2 separate regions of the Mus musculus genome follow, and region 2 is linked to region 1. The links are chromatin contacts, found by POLR2A ChIA-PET in ENCODE. All regions are on one chromosome and are shown on one strand. Each heading gives the region's core, a stretch centred on a gene start or an enhancer-like site at or near the end of the contact. The rest is flanking DNA. Distances are from core to core; before and after follow the strand shown. Region 1 holds the start of Sparc (secreted acidic cysteine rich glycoprotein). Region 2 holds the start of G3bp1 (GTPase activating protein (SH3 domain) binding protein 1).

Region 1 (2,745 bases), core at 120-2,619:
GTGGTAGATGAGGGCGTGGCAGGGAAGGCAGGGATCCTGGTGTGTATAAGCTTATCTCTAGACTGTTCTTTTACCTTCTCCAGTCCCCTGTTATCCAAACTCAATGGCTGCTTCGATATCTACGCTTTCAGGAAGTTTCTGCTGATCTGACCCCCTGGGAGAAGCCTTGGGGTCTGCATCACTGAGGAAGTGGTTCTGCACATGAGGTGCATCCCTTTAGCCACACCCCAAACTCCTGCCACCACGTCTATTCTGGTACCTCCCCAGGTAGGCAGGCCCAAAATGTTCAGTCAAGAGCTGCTGCATAGATGAGGAGTGTCCATGTTCCCCAAAGAAGAGTGGGGCTGAAATGTAGACTCAGCGTTCTCAGACCACTTTTGGTCAGGTGTTACTGGGTAAGCTGTTTGCCCTGCGTGAGCCTGTGCCCCTGTTATTAAAATGGCCTCTTGGGACCGGAGAGATGGCTCAGCGGGTAAGAGCACTGACTGCTCTTCCAGAGGTCCTGAGTTCAATTCCCAGCGACCACATGGTGGCACACAACCATCTGTAATGGGGTCCGATGTCCTCTTCTGGTGTGTCTGTCTGGGCTGCAAATGCAGCTTCATTGGTAGCATGCTTGCTTAACAATCATTAACACCCCCCCCTGCCCCCCCCCCGGCCCCGAGGTCAATCCTCAGCACTAAATAAAATAGTCATGGTAGGTAGCACACACATGTAATCCTAGCACCCTGGAAGTAGATAGAAGTAGGAAGATCAATAGTTCAAGGTCATCCTCAGCTACATAGTGAGTGGTCAGCCCAGGCTACGTGCGACCTCTTCCAAAACCAAACAACACCTAAATGAAAGGCCTGTGGCTTCCCCACCAACCCTGCTATTGCTTCTGATCTGACTATCAGTATTATTGCTCTGAGTTTGTCAGGTACTGACAGCGCAAGTCTTCCAGCTTAGTTCTAATCCTTCACGTACCCGTGGTTGGTGCCACTAGACCTAGAGGGGACTTCGCCTCGTTATCAAGGATGATGCCACCAGTATCACCAGTGGCAGCTTGTTTTGTTGGCACTGAGAAAACTGGGTACTTTTGCTCCCCCACTGCCATGCCAGCGTGCACTCTCTGCCTTGCTGTACATTGCTAAGCCCAAGAGAGTGCTCAGGCAAGTTCACTCGCTGGCTGTGTGTAAAGTAGGACAAGGGGCTTAGCCGTGCCTCTGTGACTCTCTCTCTCTCTCTCTTCTCTCGGTTAATGTCTAGGACTCTTCAGTCAGCAGCCTCGGCTCTGAACAAGGCCTGGCCTGTTCTAGGTGATTCCAGCAGCTGTTCCAGCCCTGACCCTCATGTCTGTTTAGGCAGGAGCCCCAGAACAGATGAGACAGGTGGGGCCAGGGTGTCTGGGTAGCACACAGCCTACCACAAGGCAAGGAAGGGAGAAAGAAAAGACAGCTTTGGTTCTGGGGAGAAGGGGGAGGCAGGCCAGGGGAAGGAGGAGACAGAGGAGGAGGAGGGCCTTTGAGTGGAGGCGGAGGGTGAGACAGACCCTGCCCAGAGCTCCAAGAGGCTTCCTGCTGCTCGCCTCTAAACCCCTCCACATTCCTGCAGCCCTTCAGACCGCCAGAACTCTTCTGCCGCCTGCCTGCCTGCCTGCCTGCCTGCCTGCCTGTGCCGAGGTATGCACCTCCCTGTCAGCCCCTGCCCTTCTGTAAGCTTCATCATCTCCTCTCTGCCCCATCCCCATGACCAGTCTCAGGGGGAGGTGAGCTGGAAACCTGTTGCTCACTCACAGGGGAACTTGTTGTCTCTGTAGCACTGCAGAAAATAGCCATGGTTTGCGGGGACCGCTTTCTCTGTGTTCTCTGGTGGCAGAGGCTACTGGTCTGTCCTCTGTCACCCTCGGAGGCAGCTGCCTCCTTTTCTGAGAATCCGATCCTCATTTGCCCATCATGACTGCCAACCCAGAGAAAATCTGGCTGGCAGCCTGTTGGGTCTGGCTTCCTATTCTGGGAGAACAGACATCCAGTTCTGGGTCAGAGCACTGTTGTCCAAATGGGACTTTGCAAGAAGGATAAACAGATCTGTAAACAGCCAAGGCAAGACATTCCCTTTAGTCAGTTCCTCTGGGAAGGCTCTGGTCCCTTCAATCTCTGTCCACCCCCACCCCATCACCCCGTGGCATTTCAGTCAGTCTGAAATGCCATTGTCTCTCCCAGCCTGGGGTTGCCATTGTTCCCAGCCTAATTCTGAGAGGTGGTCATCACTGGCATTAACATTGCTTCTACCGTATCTAGACATCTGAGAAAGCCAACAATTTGATACAATCCAGAGACGACAGGGAGGAGGGTGTGATGGGGAGGAGGGAGACAGAGAGATATAGCTCCAGGACACTTTTCTTGCTACTACTGAATCTATCCAAGACTCAGCCTGTTGAAAGCTTGTCTGCTCCAAGCTGTTCTGTAAACTTCCTGTGACTCCTAGAATGGCTGGAAATAAGCCTCACCTAAGGGGGACAAACAGGTATCAGGCATCTGCCTCAGGGACAGACAGCACACCTGCAGGGAGGGAGTGTCTCCACTGACAACTCTTTTAAGTTTCTAGAACCTTCCTAGTGTAGGGAGTGGAGTGAGATGCGGACCCTACATGAGGTAACAAGCTTTAGGCAATTTGTGGGCGATCTCACATAGCCATCTCCCCTGAGTGTAGCCTTCCTGTCCTAAGGAAGAGGGATAGCTTTTGGGGTACCCGAATTCCCCTAAG
Region 2 (2,745 bases), core at 115-2,614, 50 kb before region 1:
GAATTCCAGGCCAGGAAGGGCTCCACAGTAAGAATTTTTAAAAAAGGCAGTTGATCATCGATGGTTCGGCAGGAGACCTAATGGCTGTGCTTGCCAACAAACCCAATCGGTGACTGTGACCCACTGCACAATAACTGGACACTGGACACCATCCTCTCCCCAGCAATTTCAGATGTGACTTATTTTTGTGGCTCTGGTGACTGAACCCGGGGCTTCCTGTATTCCATGCCAAGTGCTCCACCTCTGCACTGAAGCCCGGGCCGGTCCTATCCAATTTCAAACTTTAACTTCAACTCTTGTAAGAATTTAAACACTTTGTTTCCTTGGACTTACGACCTTCTCAAACAAAGGTTTTTTTAATCTAAGTTTGTTCTGATTCACAACTAAAACATTCTAAGTTAAAAAGGGGTCTTGAAGAGTCAAGATCTAATGTCAGAGTTTGACTTCCTGTTGGCGGGAATTTCCCGTTACCTCGAGGTGCGTTTCGGACCTGCTGAGAGGCACACTCGATTACATTACACTCACTGTATTTTTCTCTATTTTTCCCAGAAGCTAACTTGGAGGCGCATCTATCTATCTATGTAAGTGCGAAGAAAGCTAAGTCTTCCTTTGTCATTCAAAACCCCACTCCTAATCTCTTCTCTGGAGTCCCCCACTGGCTCGCAGATGCCACCACGGGACTTCTTATACTGGGGTTTGCACCTCAGATTCAAGAGCTCAGTGGCCGATGGTGTCCCACAGCCACGTAGCCTGCACAGATGCCTGTCCTTTCCCTACAGAGGGCCTTGATTCCACCTCGTTCTCCTGTTGACTGGACCTACCTGATTGCACCCAGGTGACCGGGAAGGGCGGGAAAAAAGGGAACTCTCGGCATAGTGCAGGGGGAAACAGTGGGGGGATTGGAGAGATCACGTCTTGGCGTGGCTGTCTCTGCACCACTGAGCCCTTGAACCCGGGGTCGCGCGCCTCCGTTCTGCAACCCTGGGAGGCGCGATCACGCTCTCAGCTTGGGCTCCCCCAACCCCCATCCCCATATCCGAAGGCTTCCTTAGGGTCCAGGCCCAGCTATACCATCCGGAAGAGCCGGCGCGCGCCAGAGAATGCGCGTGGAGCACGCAGGGCCGGCCAGACGCGTGACGCCCGCCGTTGGTGCGGTGGACCACGCGCGGGCCCTAAAGCGCAGGCAGGAGGCCGCGCCGGCCGTTGGTGGGGGTGGGGACGCGCCGCGCGGTCTCCCGGGGCGCCCCGCTCGCGGCCGCAGCTCGGCTCATGCCCGGCCCGCATCCGATCAGCCCCACCCGCGGGCCCAAGTACCTGCGCGGCTGAGCGGGAGGACAGGGCTGCTACGTGGGAGGAGGTGGCGGCGTCCCTCGCGCGATGCCGCGGCACGCGTGCCCGCCGCCCGCTATATAGCCGCGCTCAGCCGAACCTGCTGCTCCCGGTCGCATGCAGGGACCAATGGCCGCCTCGCCACCGCGCCCCTTGGCTATGATTGGACAGCGTCTTTGTCTAGAGGCCGAGCTCCTGAGTGGCTGCCGCATCTGCCTATAACTGAAGGAGCTAGAGCCCAGATGGACACGAAACCTCGCCAATACTCAGATGGTCTATAAAAATGAGGGCGGGATGCACTGAGAGCGACACTCAGACAAGCCAATAGTTGCATGCACCCGTTCTCATTGGCTTACATTTCTTTTTCTGGGCGGAAACCCACTGTCCAGGCAGGAGCGGTTGATCCACAAGGTGGGGCCCGTGTACTTTGGGGAAGTAAACCCCATGCAACTAGGAGGTAGGCGCGGGCGGGGAGCAAGGAAGCCCCCAGCCAATCGCAACACCGAATGGAGCTGATTGACAGGGAGGGATGGCCCTCTCCAAAGGCAGCCCCAGGGCCGCCGTGCCCTCTGGAGCGGTTAAGAGGATGGACTAGCTGCGTCTTCCGTTCCCTTTCCTTTCTCTTCCTCTTAGGTTGAATCCTGTCCTCGAGGACCGGTCTCCCGCCTTCCCAGGCGACTCTGGTACCCGGGATCTAAGTAACAGTTTCCCGGGTTTTGTTTTTTTGGTTTGGTTTTTTTCTCTTCGCATCAAAACTTTTTTTGCATGCATTTCGGAAGAGCAGGAGCTGCTGACCCTTAGCATTACTCAGCACGAATGCAGTGGCGACCGAGGACAGCGAAACTGGCTTGGTCGGCACCCCAGAGCATACCGCGAGGCAGCCTCCCTGGCGTTTGGGAATGCTCTTGTTCCCGGGTGGCTTCCAAGCTGGCGTGCCCGGGTGGCTCCTGGACGTTTTCAGGTTTTCCAATCTTGTGATTGCAGAGACAACATCCCATCTTTGATCACCCTCTGGCTGGCGAAAGTTATAGGATGCGTCACCACCAGCCATTGTCACATGCTTTTCAAACTGAAATGGGAACTTTACCCAACTCCTAGGCAGACACGCCTAAGGTTCCCCCATAAAGGCTCCAGGGTCCAAATAGTAGTACCTCAGTCTGCTGCTGACCCCAACTCGGGGGGGTTTTGTGAGCCTTCTGGCCACCATGAGCATTTTATATTAAGAGCTGTGATCCAAATGCTAAACACAAACTAGACTAGTCTGTGTTCCCTGGAGGCAGGGAGAATTCCAGGCCATCCTGAGCTACACGAGTCCAAGGCCATTCTGAGTGACATGAAATCCTGAAAGCAAGCTAAACTCGCATTAATTTGTTTTGTTTCAGGGCTTTTCGAGGCAAGGTCTCCCCTTGTAGCCTA

What was found. ChIA-PET counts read pairs that join two places held with the same protein, here RNA polymerase II (POLR2A).
Region 2: POLR2A ChIA-PET joins it to region 1 with 73 read pairs in Patski. The contact joins the promoter of G3bp1 here to the promoter of Sparc in region 1. POLR2A ChIA-PET finds 5 or more read pairs at or near these places in 5 of 5 experiments (Patski and embryonic stem cell).

The regions. Positions count from the first base shown.
Region 1 is chr11:55,418,704-55,421,448 of GRCm38, reverse strand. Sparc (secreted acidic cysteine rich glycoprotein) reads left to right here and starts at 1,369. Exons shown (of 10, transcript NM_009242.5): 1 at 1,369-1,661.
Region 2 is chr11:55,468,371-55,471,115 of GRCm38, reverse strand. It overlaps G3bp1 (GTPase activating protein (SH3 domain) binding protein 1), which reads right to left and starts at 1,364. Exons shown (of 12, transcript NM_013716.2): 1 at 1,315-1,364.